Linked DNA regions of Homo sapiens: region 2 is linked to region 1. A link is an interaction called in ENCODE POLR2A ChIA-PET data of the cell type or tissue named here. Cell type or tissue: PC-3. All regions are shown on one strand. Links, peaks and the distances in the headings refer to the core of each region. The heading gives the core; the rest is flanking DNA. Region 1 has its middle 16 kb from the start of CACNA2D2. Region 2 has its middle 11 kb from the start of CISH.

Evidence for each region. ChIA-PET counts read pairs that join two places held together with the same protein. Peaks named below come from ENCODE experiments on the same cell type or tissue, not always from the same donor. Only the 100,000 strongest peaks of a DNase experiment are listed, where the experiment ranks them.
Region 2: POLR2A ChIA-PET joins it to region 1 with 16 read pairs; 7 of 35 experiments call an interaction of 5 or more read pairs at or near these places.

Annotation. Positions count from the first base shown.
Region 1 is chr3:50,515,665-50,523,988 of GRCh38, reverse strand. No RefSeq gene overlaps it. Among named protein-coding and RNA genes, the nearest start is that of CACNA2D2, 16 kb to the right of the region's middle. RefSeq lists enhancers at 410-919, 7,731-8,324. In PC-3, for the core only: a CTCF peak has its summit at 4,325 (motif pointing left); a DNase peak (open chromatin) is centred at 4,298; H3K27me3 peaks cover 942 bases.
Region 2 is chr3:50,596,257-50,604,580 of GRCh38, reverse strand. No RefSeq gene overlaps it. Among named protein-coding and RNA genes, the nearest start is that of CISH, 11 kb to the left of the region's middle. RefSeq lists an enhancer at 1,854-5,534. In PC-3, for the core only: no CTCF peak of the experiment used is centred there; a DNase peak (open chromatin) is centred at 3,340; H3K4me3 peaks cover 351 bases; H3K27ac peaks cover 1,115 bases.

The DNA of each region.
Region 1 (8,324 bases), core at 211-8,210:
AGACTTTGCCCTGATGGCAGAGAGGGAGACAGGTGATGTGACAGAGCTCCCGCCCAGGAGGGGCAGACACAGGTCTCATGACCTCCTTGTCCTGTGTGAGGAGACAGGACCCCTTTCGCTAGAAGTGGAAACTGAAGCTCAGTGAGTTTAACTAACTTGTCCAAGGTCAGCAATTTGCAAGTGGCTGAGCTATGACTTGAGCCTGGGTCCTATTGCCGCCCTTCCACTCCCACCTGAGCCAGGACGCAGGCTAAGCTGGGCTTGTAGCTTGCCAGTCTCCTAAACCCCTGTAAATCCCTCCTGGGAGCAGGAAGTGTCAGAGGAGTAATTAAATGATTGAGTGAGCAAGGCCAGCGACTGGAACAAGGCACTCGGCCACACCAGGTGTCCTTCCAAATAGCCACATGTCCCCAGCTGGGGGCTCCAAGGGCCTGAGCTGGTAGGAGGGGCCTCTCTCCCTGCCAGGGGTGGGAGTCAGGCTGACTGTCAGTCCTTGGTGCAAGACCACTGGAGAGTGGGCTCAGGGCTCCGTAGGGCAAATTGTTCCCCCTGAGTGACCCATTACTACATTACTGTCACCGTTCCATGCGGTGAGCTCACAACCCGAAGGAGTGGACCGTGGACAGATGAATGAGTATAGTATGAGGTTGCTGAGGTGGGGGCAGGGCCTGATTCCTGACTCTTTTTTTTTTTTTTTTTTTTTTTAGCTGTCACCCTGGCTGGAGCACAGTGGTACAGTCTCGGCTCACTGCAACTTCTGCTTCCTAGGTTCAAGCAATTCTCCTGCCTCAGCCTCCCAACTAGCTGGGACTACAGGCATGCACCACCGTGCCTGGCTAATTTTTGTATTTTTAGTAGAGATGGGTTTTCACCATGTTGTCCAGGGTGGTCTCGAGCTCCTGACCTCAAGTGATCTGCCTGCCTTGGCCTCCCAAAGTGCTGGGATTACAGGTGTAAGCCACCGTGCCCAGCCTTGAGGCTGACTTCTTAGGGTCCCATCTCAACTTGAGCAGGCCCCTCAGAGCCAGGTGTAGGAGTAAGACACACTGCGTTTCTTCCCACTTGCAGAAGCCCCTTGATGACTCTACACCCCCAATCCACAACCCTGACTCAGCGGCTTAGTCCAGCTCTCCTTACCTCCCACCCCAACTGCCTTAATGACTTTTTAATAAATTGAAAAATTGTTTCAATACCAAATACGATCCCGGGACATTGTTCATGACTGTATTGAGCTTAAGTCAAACGCTTTGCGTCCCCAAATCCGACTGATTAATAATTACAAGGAGCAAGTCTGTCTTTACTGTAATGTGTTTAGGAAAAGTGATGGATTTAATTTTTTTATCGGCCAAAGTAAGAAAATGTAATCTTTCTGAAAGTATCTAAAACAACAATGCACCATAATTAGTTTCTCTGGAAACAGGCATAATGGAATAGAATAATAAATCACTTCTCCTTTTGTCCCTTTCCTCTGATGGAGAGAGATTTCCCTTCCATGGGGCTGGGAATGGGACAAGGAACAGAACTGGGGGAGATGTGCAGCTCTGGCTCCTCTCTGTTGAGTCTGCAGATTTGGCCCTGCCCCACCCACCAAGAAGTTCAGGGTGCAACTCCTCTATTCCCAGGTCAGACCCCAAACATTTCTCAGGAGCTGGGACCCAGACTCCAGGGTTGTGGGTGTTCCTGCCTCCCTCACCAGTCAGATCCATACCCATTGCCTTTGACATCTCCCTTCCTGGGCAGCCAAGATGACATACCTTGGGGGACTGCAGTGACAAATTATTATTTTGGTTGACTGTTTAGGCATCCCAAGATGAGGGAAGTACAATAGACCAGCAGAGAAGGACTCTTAATTTGTGACTGGAATAGCTCAGTTACTAACTTTCCTGATGTGCCCCTGCCCCCAGCTTAGGTGGCTGGGGAAAAAGGGAAGAGGGAAACATCAGAAAGAGGGGAGAGGGTGAGGGGGTGGGTCCAGTTCAGCCTCCAGCTTCCTTCAGGCAGCCCCCTGGGGTGGCTTACCAGACAGAGTTCAGTCTTCCTGGGCCCTGCCCCCATTGTAGGGCAGCCTTGCCTGGCAACCTCCACAGTCCTCTTCCCCTGCACCCCCATCCTGAGCCAACCCCTGAGGTGTGGGTTGTTCTCATCAGAAACTCCCGTTTACCGGGTGCTCCCCGCTTAGCTGCCACCCTGCCCCAGGCCTACAATCAGTGATGACAGGATAATTGTTTGTTTATTGATCCTGACCAGCCTTCTGTGGCCTAGTGATGGATGATGTGGGAAGAGCCCTGCTTGCCTGGGCACAGGCACCCCAGTACCGGAAGAATCAGACGTGGGCTAGCCTGGACCCATCCCCATCCTGACACATCACTGCCCCTCTTCTGGCCTTGGCCTATGATGATGGAGCAAAATGAGCCCCAAATTGGGAATCTGGAGCCCTGGGTCTGAACCCCAGAATTCTAGACTGTTACCCAGAGGCCTCAGGCAGCCATCTTCCTCCTTCCCTGCAATCCCTAGCCTCGGATCTCCTCCTACAGCCCAAACCCTGGGGCTAGACCAGACTGCAGGGACCCTCAGCCAGGTTTGAATTTGGAGGATCAGCATGAGACTAGGGTGCCCCAGCTGGTGCCTGATAGATGCTTGCACAGACCCGGAGGCTCACAGCCCACACCAGCCATTCTATACCCATTGCCTTTGACATCTCCTTTCCTGGGCAGCCAAGATGACATGCCTTGGGGGACTGGAGCCCTGGGGCTGAACCCCAGAATTCCAGACTGTTACCCAAAGGCCTCATTCCTCTCTCTGCGTACCTCATTCACCCTCCTCCTCTCTCTTGGCCTTCTTGCTGAAGCTGGCCCATCCTCTCCCTCTCTGTACCCTCCTGAGACAATCCCAGCTGCTTCCTGCCCCAGCCTCTCCCATTGCAACTCACCACACCCATAGCCAGAGCCACTGTCCAAGGCCCAGCTCAGACCCTCCTTCCCTTTCCACAAGGCTCCCCTGGGACAGGACAGGCTCCCACGTGCTGCTGGCTAACCCAGCCTCATCTCCGGGGGCATTCTTTCCTGGAGTCCCAGAGCCTTGCCCATCTGCCTCCTGAGGAAAGGCTCTCTGGCATCTGGGAGCCAGGGCCTGGAGCAGGATGTAGGGGTGGGTTGCCCCTCCACACCTGTGGGTGTTTCTCGTAAGGTGGAACGAGAGACTTAGGAAAGAAAAAGACACAGAGACAAAGTATAGAGAAAGAAATAAGGGGACCCGGGGAACTAGCGTTCAGCATATGGAGGATCCTGCCAGCCTCTGAGTTCCCTTAGTATTTATGGATCATTCGTGGGTGTTTCTCGAAGAGAGGGATGTGTCAGGGTCACAAGACAATTGTGGGGAGAGGGTCAGCAGACAAACACGTGAACAAAGGTCTTTGCATCATAGACAATGTAAAGGATTAAGTGCTGTGCTTTTAGATATGCATAACATAAACATCTCAATGCTTTACAAAGCAGTATTGCTGCCCGCAGGTCCCACCTCCAGCCCTAAGGCGGTTTTTCCCTATCTCAGTAGATGGAGCATACAATCGGGTTTTATACCGAGACATTCCATTGCCCAGGGACAGGCAGGAGACAGATGCCTTCCTCTTGTCTCAACTGCAAGAGGCATTCCTTCCTCTTTTACTAATCCTCCTCAGCACAGACCCTTTACGGGTGTCGGGCTGGGGGACAGTCAGGTCTTTCCCTTCCCACGAGGCCATATTTCAGACTATCACATGGGGAGAAACCTGGGACAATACCTGGCTTTCCTAGGCAGAGGTCCCTGCGGCCTTCCGCAGTTTTTGTGTCCCTGGGTACTTGAGATTAGGGAGTGGTGATGACTCTTAAGGAGCATGCTGCCTTCAAGCATCTGTTTAACAAAGCACATCTTGCACTGCCCTTAATCCATTCAACTCTGAGTTGACAACACATGTTTCAGAGAGCACGGGGTTGGGGGTAAGGTCACAGAATCTCAAGGCAGAAGAATTTTTCTTAGTACATAACAAAATGGAGTCTCCTATGTCTACTTCTTTCTACACAGACACAGTGACAATCTGATCTCTCTTGCTTTTCCCCACACAGGAAGCACAGCCTGTGATCCCAGGAAGACTGAGGAAGCCCCACCTGAACCCTCACAATCCTGCTGGACCAGGGGGCTGGAGGACATGGATAGGTGGGGCAAGGAGTGAAGGCAGGGAGAGGAAGAGAAATCGGATCTCCACTGTTGGTGGGTGCCAAATCCACCTGATCCCCTTGCTTCCTGGCTAAAGGTAGGATTGCACCTTCCTGCCCCCTGGTGGTCATGCAGGGGTGCGTGCCTGGTTCCGGCGATGAGTGGTGAGCAGAGGCAGCACTTTCAGGACAGGGCTTTTAATTGCTGGTGTGAGACCTTTTAGGGGCCGGATCTCCCTCCACCATGACAACAGTCAGTTTTCCAGAATTTGGCTATCTGGCCAGCCGGGGCTCAGTATGAGAATGACACAGAACAGAGCCTCAGCTGACCCATGAAGAGCAGGGAGCAGGAAAAAGAGATAAATCTTCATTATTTTAAACCAGTAAGATTTTAGGGTTGTTGTCATTGCAACCTAACTGAGCCCATCCTGACTGGTACGAGGAGGAAGGATCTTCGCTGTGAGCAGCTGGTATTGGAACAGGGGAGGGGAGGGATGGAAGCGACCATAGTCTATATGCCAGGGGGCTGGCTTCTCTCTCTTGTTTAGATGGCATGGCCCTTTCTCTCTCTGTGCCTTGGTCTCCCTACCACTAAGCTGCCTGTATATCTTTTGGGACTGTGGGAACAGTGTAAAAGTGTCTTGAGTCGGGGAAGAGTGAGCACAGGTGACTGTGGATGGGGATGGTGATAGTGAGTCCCAGTGGGGCAGGGCAGGGTGAGGGAGTCGCTGCTACTATAAGGGTGACAGCAATGTGACCATGATGGGGACAGCAGCACTGAACTGCTGGAGGCAGTGTTGGTGATGGTGTTTGTGCTGGCAGTGAGGGTGCTGACAGCAATTGAGTCCCTGCCTGTCAGCCTAGCCCAGGTCCTGACTTCCACCAGGGCACAGGCACGGCAGTGATCACAGCATTCCCAGATGGAAGGCCCCAAACATTGATTAATTACCTCTGCTGGAGCTGGCTAATTGTCCACTGATCTCTGCCCTGTCTGCCTGACCTGGGCGAGCCTTCCAGAGCAGTACCGCATGGCATCAGGGCAGGGCTTTTCCAGATATGCCAGCCTCATGTCCTCTTCATTAGCCTTAGATGAGCAGCCCCTCACTGTGCACAATGCAGGCTCCTTCTGGGAAGCTGGGTGTTGTGCTGGGCAACTATACAAGGCATCAGATGGTGTTTTCCTGAAACTTGATGAGCACAATATGGAGTTGCCATGTGCCAGTGATGTGCGCCGGGTGCAGTCTGTTGGGGGTGGGGTGCTCAGGGACGTGGCCAACGGAGTCCACCCTTGGATGCTCCTTATAGATGTCGTGGAAGTAGCCTTGGCTCCATCAGCAAAAATCTCTGCCCCTTCCATGAGGGACCTTGCACTGGCCGCTGAGGGCACCATGGATTCAGCAATGATTCCACCCTGCCTTGCCCCCTGGGAGTCCCAGTCTGAGAGAGGAGGCAGTTCCAGACCCAGACATACCCAGTACGATGTGTTTGACATGGACATCTAGTCAAGCGCCAGGCCGGAGCAGCTCTCTGATCCTAAAAGCCTCTGCCTCCAGCCCGTCTCACTCCTGATACTGATGGGCAAACTGAGGTTGGGAATGGGTGAGGTAGGTCCCAGGCCACACCAGGATGAGCTGGGCCAGGGCCACAATCTTGTCTCCTGGCTGGGGCTCCTCACGCCACACCCCACCTCCTCATTCTGAGCTCTATTTTTGCTGGAAGGCACAGATGAAGATTAAAAAAAAAAAAAAAAAAAAAAAATCCTCTGTTTTGTTTTTGCTGAATCAGCACTTCTGTCATCCCAATCTGAAGGGCTTGGCTTGTCTGCTCTGAGGGGGAAAATGCTTCCATTTAAAAGCAGAACTAAAAGAAAAACATCCACAGGCCCCATTTCACTGCGCCAGACACGATGAGCAAACCATGGTCGTTAACATGATAAAAGTCACTTTGTCTGGGTGTAAAATTCATTTTTCCCCATTTAGCACATGGTGCATTTGCATCATGCTGCAGTTCCCAGGCTGTGATCTCCTCCCAAGGATGTCCCAAAATTGTTCCCATTCCCCAGGCAGGGTCCCTAAGACCTAGGCCTGGTGAGGCTGGGGCCACAGCAGCTGTTCCCTTGTCCGTGAGGTTTTCTTCCTGGCAGCATCAAGGGAGACCTTGAATCCCCATATTTTCCAGCCAGGCCTGGAGGGGACTTGGCAGGATGAATGAGTGGAGTATCTGGGCACCCCAATGCACCCCCGTTGGCCCAGTCCTTGCCCTGGCTCTGCCACACAGTACCCACAGGGATCTCCCTGTCCAGCAGCCTGACCCAGAGTCCCATCTGCACCCCCTCAGCCCCAGAGCAGGGCCTCACCCACTCCTGCCTCAGAGAGGGAAGGGAGTTGCCTTTGGTCACCTGTGCAGCTGAGGCAGGGCTCATTCAGTTCCACCACACCAGGGCCGAGAGTTCAAATCCCATCATTACCAGTGCCAGGGCCAACAAGGGTCAAACACCAGGGCTGAAGCCGACAGCTTGAGTCCTGCTTCCCATCCTGTCTTAGAATATAGCCTCAGAGCTTCCTCTCACTTGGATTTAGTTTCCCCAACTATACAGTGACCTGTTCCATGGGCCAGACTCTGAGGTCCTTTTCAACTGTATCCTTCCCTGAAAGTTGTTCAAACATCATCAACTCTTCAGCCTGAGCCTTCTGGGGGACCCAGCACCATGGGGGCACCACAGCTGTGGGCCAAGTGGCAAGTGGACAGAGTGGGCAAGAAGCAGCAGGCCAAAAAAGACCCAGGGCCTCCTACAAGGCCCCAGCCCCAGCTTTCCCCACAGAGGCTGAGCTGGCTCCTGGAGGAGCTGGCATCAGTCTGCTGCCTCAGATGGCCCAGGTGAAGCAGCTGCCAATGCTGAGTCTGTGGGTAAGATCCAGCCCCAGGGCTTTAGGAGGTGGGAGCGGAGGCCTCCTTTCTGCAGAGCTTTGCCAGCAGGCATGGGAAAAGGGGGAAGGCCAGGACTTCCAGGCCCCTGCCCCTCAGCCCTGGGGACTTAGACACAGTTACTGATAACACTACCAGCTGCAATGGGCAAGGAAACAAAGACAGCCCCTCCTGGAGAGAAGGAATGCAGAGGGCCCTGCGGAGAGTGGAAGAGGAGCCAAAGAGGAAATGAGCATTGGCCCCAAGAAGGAGAGGGAGGGACCCCTTAGGTAGCATCCTTACCTGGCCCAGGGGTGGGCCTGGGGAGTGGACTCAGAACTCACAATCTGGAGAAATGGATTCACAAGCAGCCCTGCCCTGCCCCCCTGACTGGAGAGCCAGAGAGCCTGCGAAGGCCTGGGCAGCAGACGGGAGTCCTGCTAAAAGTAGGGAACATGTCCAGGCTACAGGGGCAGCAGAGCAGGCTGCAGGCCCTTTAGAGATGACGCTGGGGTCCCCACATGACTTTTTCTGGGACAAGCAGGACCCCAGCAAGGCCATAGTCCAGCCTCAGGGCACGGTGTGAACTGTCCCTCCCCTCCAGTCCGGGCCATGGAGACTCTGTGCTCCACACCCACAACTTACATCCTGCTGCCTGAAGAGGGGCCCCTGGCTGCTGGCCAGAGCACAGTTCTCAGGGACTCTGAAGCCCCTGGGGAGGGGCAAGGGGCCCGGCCCTGATGGGAGGGTGCGGGAGGCGCAGTGCGCAGGGCAGGCGGGGCCCGGCAACAGCTGTTCACTTACTGAAGCTATTTTGTAATATTGCCAGAGCTTTTAAAATAATCCCATTTCGGCAGAATATTCCCAGCTAATTGGAGCTGTCTCTTTCTTATTAAACAGAAAGGTTATAAAAATGTGTGTTGAGGGTTTAAGAGCAATACCTCTCGGCTGCTCTGATTGTTATGACAAGGATAACGTACCGGAAGCCCATGCTTGGCTGGCTGGGCGGAGCAGGCTCTGGTGGCTGGGCAGGGGCAGCGGTGGGGAAAGGGGCGGGCAGAGGAGCAAGGACAGGGGCAGGGACAGGGGCAGCAGCAGGGCCGGGCTGGCTCTCCTCGTGGCCCCCCGCACAGCACACGCTTGAGGAATGGCAGCCTTCCCCAGAACAATTGCTCTCTAAACACTTAGGCTGCTGTGACAGGGCTGTCCATCACCCAGGCCTCTGACTGG
Region 2 (8,324 bases), core at 76-8,075, 81 kb before region 1:
TCTTCTTTTCTTGTTTCCCTGCCAGGGCAGTGAATGATGCCTGCCCAGACCCCAATCAGAGACTCAGCCTAACAGATGCTGAAGATCCTCTGGCCAACGTGATCACCACTGTGTGGTCCTGGCCTAGTAAAAGGGGCACACATGTTGACACTAGCCAGGAACAAAGGGATGAGCCTTCTGGTGGGTGCAAGGACCCTGCACAACATACAAACAGTAACGAAGGTCACACTTTATCATTAAGTCCTCCACCAGCACATGTGCTCCAAAGGCACCAACTGGGCCAGACTCCATCTAGGTCCTGGAGACAGCAGGGAACAAGACAGACACGGTCCCCATACTCATTGGGCTCGTGGGCTAGCGGGAGAGACAGAGAGTGAACTAGTGAACAAATGGGTGCATAGGACAAGCTTTGAGAGTGTAAAGAAAGAAAAGCAGTGGGGGTGGGAAGAGTAACTTTGGGAATGGGGACACCCTGCAGCTGGGAGGGCGTTGGGGATAGCTCTGCAGCTTTGGGTGGCACTGAGCCTGGAGACCCAGGCAATGAGCAGGAGCTGGCCATGCAGACAACTTGCAGAAGGGATGTCCCAGGTGAAAGGAACTACAAGTGCAGTGGCCCTGAGGCAGAGACCTAGAGCCCAGAATGGCTGCCCAGGAGGGGTGGGAAGGGCAAAGGAAGCAGGTGGATTTTATTTGAGGATGGCAAAGCACCTCTTCAGAGCCTAGCAGGGGAGTGCTGTGATCTGACCCTCATTTCTAAGGGAGGTATCTGTACTCATGAGGGCCTGGAGGCAAGAGGCCAGAAAGAAGGATCTGGAGGGTAGAGTGTGGGAGCGGGGGCAGAAAGAGGTGAGGGCAGCAACTCTGTGACTCTGGGTTGGGTTCCTACCCCACTAGCAGAGGTTGTCCTCATCTACAGCTGAAGAGGGAAGGCCTCAGAGAGGGGTGGTGAGAGGCAGAGCCAGAGTTCACATCCTGATTCCAGACATTGTTTGGAATAACCACTGCTCTATTCTGCCTCCAAGGGTCTGGCTTGCTAAAGCCTAGGCACCCACAGGTTCAGAAGGCATGCAGGAGGATGGGGAGATTCAGGAGGGCTTTCTGGAGGAGGGGGTCTGGGGGCTGGGCCCTAGAGGATTCTGCCTCCAGGTGGGAAATGGGTTTGGAGATTGATCCTGTGTGGCGTCCCTCCCTGGATTCACAAGCCTCCCTCTGGAACAACCTTCGGACAGAAATGCTGCTAAGCCATCTAGGTATTTCTTGTTGCCCCCAAGGAGTGTTTGCTGGATACCACCCCCCTTCCAGACATACCACTGGGGTATCATTGGTGCCAGTGTGTACATCTCACTAGGTCCCTGCACCTAGGCTGGACTTTTAATCTACTGACTGAGCAAATCTCTCCTGGCCAAGGCTGGACACACAGCTGAGTGGGGCTGGGGTCCATGACTAGGCCCACCTCACTCTCAGATGGGGACCCTCCCGTCCTGCACGGTTGCCCACAGTGAAGTGGAAGGCGAGGGGCCGGGGGCCTAAAGGCCTAGAGGCCTGACTACGAAGGCAGGAAGACTCAGGGTCTGTGCATAGGACATCCCAGACTTCTCCAGCTCTCATAAAGGCCCTCTTCCTCCAGGAGAAGTAGGCCCTGTGCAAGCCTGGGCAGCCTTTGACACCAACCTGCTAGACCAGTTTTAAGATAAAGTAGACTTGAGCTTTGCCGGAAATTCAACAGCCTCTCATGGTGGATGTGTCCTCCCTATCCCTCCCTGGCTCCCGTGGACCACCCAAGGGGTCACTCCAAGAGTCACTCTGGGGCAGCAGGCTGGAGTTCCCACGTCTGAGACTCAAGCTAGAGGAGGTCCCTGGAGGTTTGATTTTGGTCAGAATGCAGACCTCAGAGTGGTTGGAGAGTGGCTGGGCCTGGATGCTGGGGAATGGGGAGTGAATGGAAACCGATGCTCATCTCTGAGCAGGAGGAGACACAGCAGGCCCAGGGAAGGGGAGCTTTTCTGATGTGGTCAAAGCTTCCTGCTCAGTGGAAAGAGAGTTGCTTCCATGGCCCGGGCCTCATTAAAACAGGCAGGGCCTCTGAGGGCTATGGGAACCTAGGATTGCCATGACTCCTCCAGGCAGCCCTCCAGGACTGTCTCACCCACACAGACCCTACTAGTGAGATGCTTGCGCTGGCACCGATGATGCCCTGATGACATGCCTGGTGGGGAGGGTGGTATCCAGCAAATGCTCCTCAGGCAGAGTCCTGCTCCAGGGACTCTCCCCACACCCAGCACCCATGAGCCAGATGGGGCCCTTCCTGTCACCAGAGCTGGGCTCCTCCACCAGAGGTGGGGATTGCACTCATAGTCCAGACTGGGCCAAAGCTCTGTTCTTCAAAGTGCCTCTCAGCCCTCAGCCTCCTCCCAGGAAGCACTTCACTGCTCCCACCCCCACCAGCCCCACATCAGTGACATCACTTGTGTGTGTGTGTGTGTGTGTGTGTGTGTGTGTGTGTGTGTGTGTGTGTGTGTGTGTGTGCGCGCGCACGCGCGCACGCATGCTTGTGCTGACCTTTCCACTTGGCCAACATTCCTTTGTTTTTCTCAGCTCCTTCCAGTGGATGGCTGTGGGAGGAGGAGCTGCTGGGAGAGTAGGTTCTCAGGAAACATTTCCCCCAAAGCCCCAGGGACACGGAGCCCACGAGACATGAGAAAATGAGGCTTAACCAGGAGGAGAGGTGTTCCAAGGGCAGTTTGAGGGGTGTGGGTGAGAGAAAAGGAGAGATCCTGGCAGAGATCACTGTTAACCCAGGTGTGTGCATGCCTGCGGGGGCGTGCTCCCGGGCATCCTTGCCAGATCAGCACCATCAGCCTGGCACCTAGTGGGCAAGCTGAGCTTATAAGGGCAGGCAAAGCTGGGTGGCCCTAGGAAGTTGCTGCATCTCGCCAGGACATATATGGCTCAAAGTAGGCCAGGGTCCTGGGTTTGCTGTTGTGGGATCAATTCACTTTCTCTCCTACCCAGAGGTGCCTGGTTGGGAGCTGTGGGCTTTGGGGGCAGGAGCACCTCCTCCCAGCACCTTGACAATCACCCCCTTTCTCTTCTGGGTCTCAGTGAGTAACTAGGGTGGGTGCTAGCTTCCAGAGGATCCCTGGGCCTTGTGTAGGGCAGAGAAGGCCTGGCGTGGGCACCCCCCACCCCCAGCCTGGGTGAGGTGTTTTCGCCAGAATTGCAGCAGCTGGGGCTGGAGGCCTCTTCCCAGGAAGAGCAGAGCGCCGCTTCCAAGAACTCAGAGGAGGCCGCAGGCGGGAGGGGGAGCGGGGGAGTTAATTTTAAACCACACTGCCTTCAACGCTTCTCAGGAACTGGTTGCTCAACGTGATCTGGCAGGTCCCAGGCGGCTGGGCAGGCCTGGTGCCAGCTCAGAAGTGGCGGGTGGAGGACACGCCCCAGGGGGAGGCCTGGTGACCTTGAGGGAAGTAGGGCCCTGTCCTTGACCACTTACCAGGGCCTGTCCCTCATTCACCCGACCCAACTTTGCTGGGGGGTGTGAGGTGGGGTAATTTATTCAGTTCTAACCAGGAAAGGTAAAATTATAACAGGATTAATAACACAAGTGTCATGGCCTTCCAAGGGCCCCAAGACGATCCCATCCCCCTTCCCTGCTCAGAACCTGCCTGTCCTGCACCCTGGCCTGTCCTCTGGAGGTTATCTGATGAGGGCCTATTCTGAGGGTAAGGCCTGTGCTGATTCTCTATGGGATGGGACCCTGGTGCCAGGCTAGTGGGGGGAGTAGAGTCGGGGGGTGGAGGGTGGCATGTGGCAAGCTGGTGGAAGTTCTGGACCAAGGGAATGAGCCTCCTTCTTGTGCAGGGAGAACTCATGGGCCCGCACCCCATGGTTGACTGCAGTCAAAGCACCTGCATTTCACCGACCTCCTGTTGGAGGTGTTGACCACCCTAGTGTGGCCAACCACTCCCGGCTGACAGCCTAGGCCCACCTCCCAATGTTTGGTCCATGGAATGTTCTACCTGCAGAGGCACCTCCCAGTGCACCCCCTTCCCCCACTACCCCCACTGGCTGCCCTCTGAGACCCCAGCAGTCTGGGCAGAGCAGGTCTCAAGTTCTAGGAAAGGATCCTAAGCAAATGCTGCCAAGAGCTGCAGTTCTTGGAACCAGCACTGCAGGGCGAGGGGACACTTCCTGGAACCTGCTGGCCCTTCCAGGGAGTGAGGCTCAGAGGACAGCCAGTGACCTGGGGTAAGTGGGGGGAGAGGGTACTGAGCCCTTAGCTTCGGTCTCTGCCTCCAGGAAGCCCTCCCTGACTGCAGGTGCCTCCTTAGACTCCTCCATCCCGGTGCTGGATCTGGCATGACCTCTGAAGTGCCCGGTGTCCAGCCTGGCAGAGTGGACGACGAGAAACAGGTGTTAGTAGAGAAAAAAAGGGCATGTGTACCTATGGAGGCAGCGTGTGGGTGTGGGTCCACAGTGAAAGCAGGAGGTTAGACAGGAGTGTCCTGCCTAGGCCAGTGAGCAGCCGGGGGTGTGAAGCACCAAGGGAGAGTAGGAGGGAAAACAAGGTGGGGTCAGCAGTGCCAGGCCCTGCTCACTGAGCCCCCTTTGCTGGTGGGCAGCCTCTGGCTCTAGTCACTCCTTCAGGACAGCCTTGTCTCACCCACACTTCCCTGTCCCACAGCAGGGGGCCCAGGCCCCAGCTTCAGCATCAAGCCACCCAGGACATGCATCTGGCCTTTTGGAAAATAGCCTGGAGAATGCAGAGGAGAGGCTGCAGTGAGTGGGCACTGACAACTGTCTGGGACTGGGTTGAAGTCTGGCCACATTTCAAGGGAATGGCCATGAGTGTTCCCATCACAGGATCCCAGGAGCAGCATTGTTAGAGCAGGGGCCTGGAAGTATGGCTGAGGGTGCTGAGTGAGCAGGTCAGGGTCACATAGCTGGGAGGCACTAGGACAACCTTTTAACCACTCATGACCCCTTTACCTTCAGAATGGAGAACCTCCCCTGGCCAAGGCTGGACGGGGTGTCGGCAAGAACTTGCCTCTCTCCTCCCACCCTCAGGTCACTCCTTGGCCCTCACTGAGCACAGCGCCAAGCGTGCTACCCATCCACCCCAATGTCACAGAGAAGATGGGGACAATGCTGGCGTTAAGAAGGGCTAGGACCCAGTGGGTGGGTGGCAGCTGTGAGGTGGGGCTATGGCAGAGAGGTCCTCCCTCCCCTGTAGGAGGGCAGTGGGGCAGCCCAAGGACACAGGTCATTGCTGTGCTTGTACTCTGCAGTGGCCAGTTCTCAGAAGCTACCTGGGGCAGCTGGCAGTGGGTGGGAGTGCTGCATTCTCTGTCACTTAGAGGCCTTGATGCCTGCACCCAGGTCAGGCTGGCTGTGGCTGGAAAGAACCTGCTGTGGATGAAGTTGACCTGGGACCCACGTGACCTGAGTGAAAAGAGCTATGGGTTTGCAGGGGACACCGGTGCCCTGCTGCAGGTGGTTCTAGAGCTAGGTATCCTGCATCGTGACTTGAGCAAGTCATGAACCCACTCTGAGCCTCAGTTTCCCACTCTGTTTTTGGTGTTTGGTTTGGTTTGGTTTTGAGACAGGGTCTCACCCTGTTGCCCAGGCTGGAGTCCAGTGGCACAATCTCGGCTCACTGCAGCCTCTACCTCCTGAGCTCAAGCGATCCTCCCACCTCAGTCTCCCAAGTAGCTGAGACTACAGGTGTGTGCCACCACACCCCACTAATTTTTTGTACAGATCTAGTTTCACCATGTTGCCCAGGCTGGTCTGAACTCCTGGGCTCAAGCAATTCTCCTCCCTCGGCCTCCCAAAGCACTGGGATTACAGGCGTGAGCCACTGCACCGGGCCTCCACCTCTACTTTGGGGACAATGTTATCACTTGCCTTATGGAATCGTTGTAAGGAGGAAATGTGTAGACTTGGTGATTTTTGTTTCTCCTCGGAGTCTTCCCCTGGATCCCAACTCACCCCTCCAGCTCCCACTTCACCATGAGCCCATGGAGACATGAGCCCCAGAAGAGCTCTTTCTCTGGTCTCTATTGCAGCAAGAAGTACCTGTGGGCACACTGGAGCATAGGCCTTGATGTTTGCAGTGCTCCAGGCAAAAGGACAAGTGGAGGCTCACATACCAGAATCTAAATATTAAACAACCATAAATCAAGCTGCTAATGAAATGTGTTCTATCCTCCTACTGAACAAATAAGCTTTCATAGGAGTAAAAACATCTGTAAATCTACAGTTTTTATATATCTGAAAGTCAGCAGATATCCAAAATGATGAAACTTAGTAATTATCACTCATGTCCAGGTGTTCAGTGACCTGAGGTTTAAGTGAGAGAATGAAGACTTGCCTGATGCCTAAGATATTCTGTATTTATTCTGTAACATTGATTCTCCTCGTCTTTAGTCTAGTAAAATGATTGATTATGTTGTTACAGTCAAGACTTCTACACTATTACTGTTCTTTTCATAGTAATGATTAAAAAGATTAAAATAAGGCTGGGCATGGTGGCTCACACATGTAATCCCAGAGCTTTGAGAAACCAAAGTGACAGGATTGCTTGAGGCAGGAGTTCAAGTTTACAGTAAGCTATGACTATACTACTGTACTCCAGACTGGGCAACAGAGCAAGACCCTGTCTATAAAAAAAATAATAATTTTTAAAAAGACTAAAATAAAATATTGGCCAGGTGTGGTGGCTCACACCTGTAATCCCAGCACTTTGGGAGGCCAAGGCAGGTGGATCACCTGAGGTCAGGAGTTCAAGACCAGCCTGGCCAACATGGTGAAACCTCATCTCTACTAAAAATACAAAAATTAGCCAGGCATGGTGGCACACACCTGTAATCCCAGCTACTTGGGAGGCTGAGGCAGGAGAATTTCTTGAACCCAGGAGGCAGAGGTTGCAGTGAGCCGAGATCCACACCATTGCACTCCAGCCTGGGTGACAAGAGTGAAACTCCATCTCAAAAAAATAAATTAATTAATTAAATAATGAAATAAAATATTACATTCAAAGAACACAAAAATATGTTAAATTAAATGAGATATGTCAAAATTTCAAAAGATGATATAGTCCAAAAAGTTATTGTTATTTTAAAATTAATTTAATTATTATTATTATTTTTTGAGACAGGGTCTCACTCTTTTGCCCAGGCTGAAGTGCAGTGGTGTAATCTTGGCTCTCTGTAGCCTTGACCTCCTGGGCTTAAGTGATCCTCCCACCTTAGCCTCCCAAGTAGCTGGTACTACAGATGTGTGCCACCACACTCCACTAATTTTTTTGTATTTTTTGTACAGATGGAGTTTTGCCATGTTTCCCAGGCTACTCTCAAACTCCTGGGCTCAAGGGATTCTCCTGCCTCAGCTTCTCAATGCGCTGGGACTTCAGATGTAAGCCACTGTGCCTGGCCTTAATTTTAATTATTTTTTTTGGCGGGGGGGTCTTGCTGTGTCACCCAGGCTAGAGCGCAGTGGTGTGATCATAGCTCAGTGACACCTCAAACTCCTGGGCTCAAGGGATCCTCCCACCTCGGCCTCCCCAAGTAGCTGGGACGACAGGCACCCACCAGCACACCTGGCTAATTTTTGTATTTTTTATAGAGATAGGGTTTCACCACATTGCTCAGGCTGGTCTTGAACTCCTGAGCTCAAGCGATCCACCCATTTCAGCCTCCCAAAGTGCTGAGATTACAGGCGTTAGCCACCACACCCAGCCTAAAAAGTTATTTTTAAAATAATCAAAATCACTTAGTAAAATTGAGGCAAAACAAACTATAAGTTATACTTGTATTAAAATTTAAATTAAGATTTAAAACTAAAATTTTACTTAACTTTTTGAAATTGTTATTAAATATTGCTAAATGTTTTTATGAAAAGAAATCTTAGCAGAGTGTGGTGGCTCACACTTGTAATCCCAGCACTTTGGGAGGCCAAAGTGGGAGGATCGCTTGAGTCCATGAGTTTGAGACCAATCTGGGCAACATAGTGAGACCCTTTCTCTACAAAAAATATTTTAAAAATTAGCCACACATGGCAGTGCATGTCTGTAGTTCAGCTACTTGGGAGGCTGAGGCCAAAGGATCACTTAAGCCCAGGATTTCGAGGCTGCAGTGAGCCATGATTGTGCCACTACACTCCAGCCTGGGTGACAGAGCAAAACTCTTCTCAAAAAGAAACAGAGAGAAGAAAAGAAATCTTCACTATTCACAGTTAAATTCTCTGTGAAGGCTGAAGTAGTGTTTGCTCTGCAGTTAGCAAAAGCACAACCTCCATGCATTGCCCTAGAACCTGAACGGTGC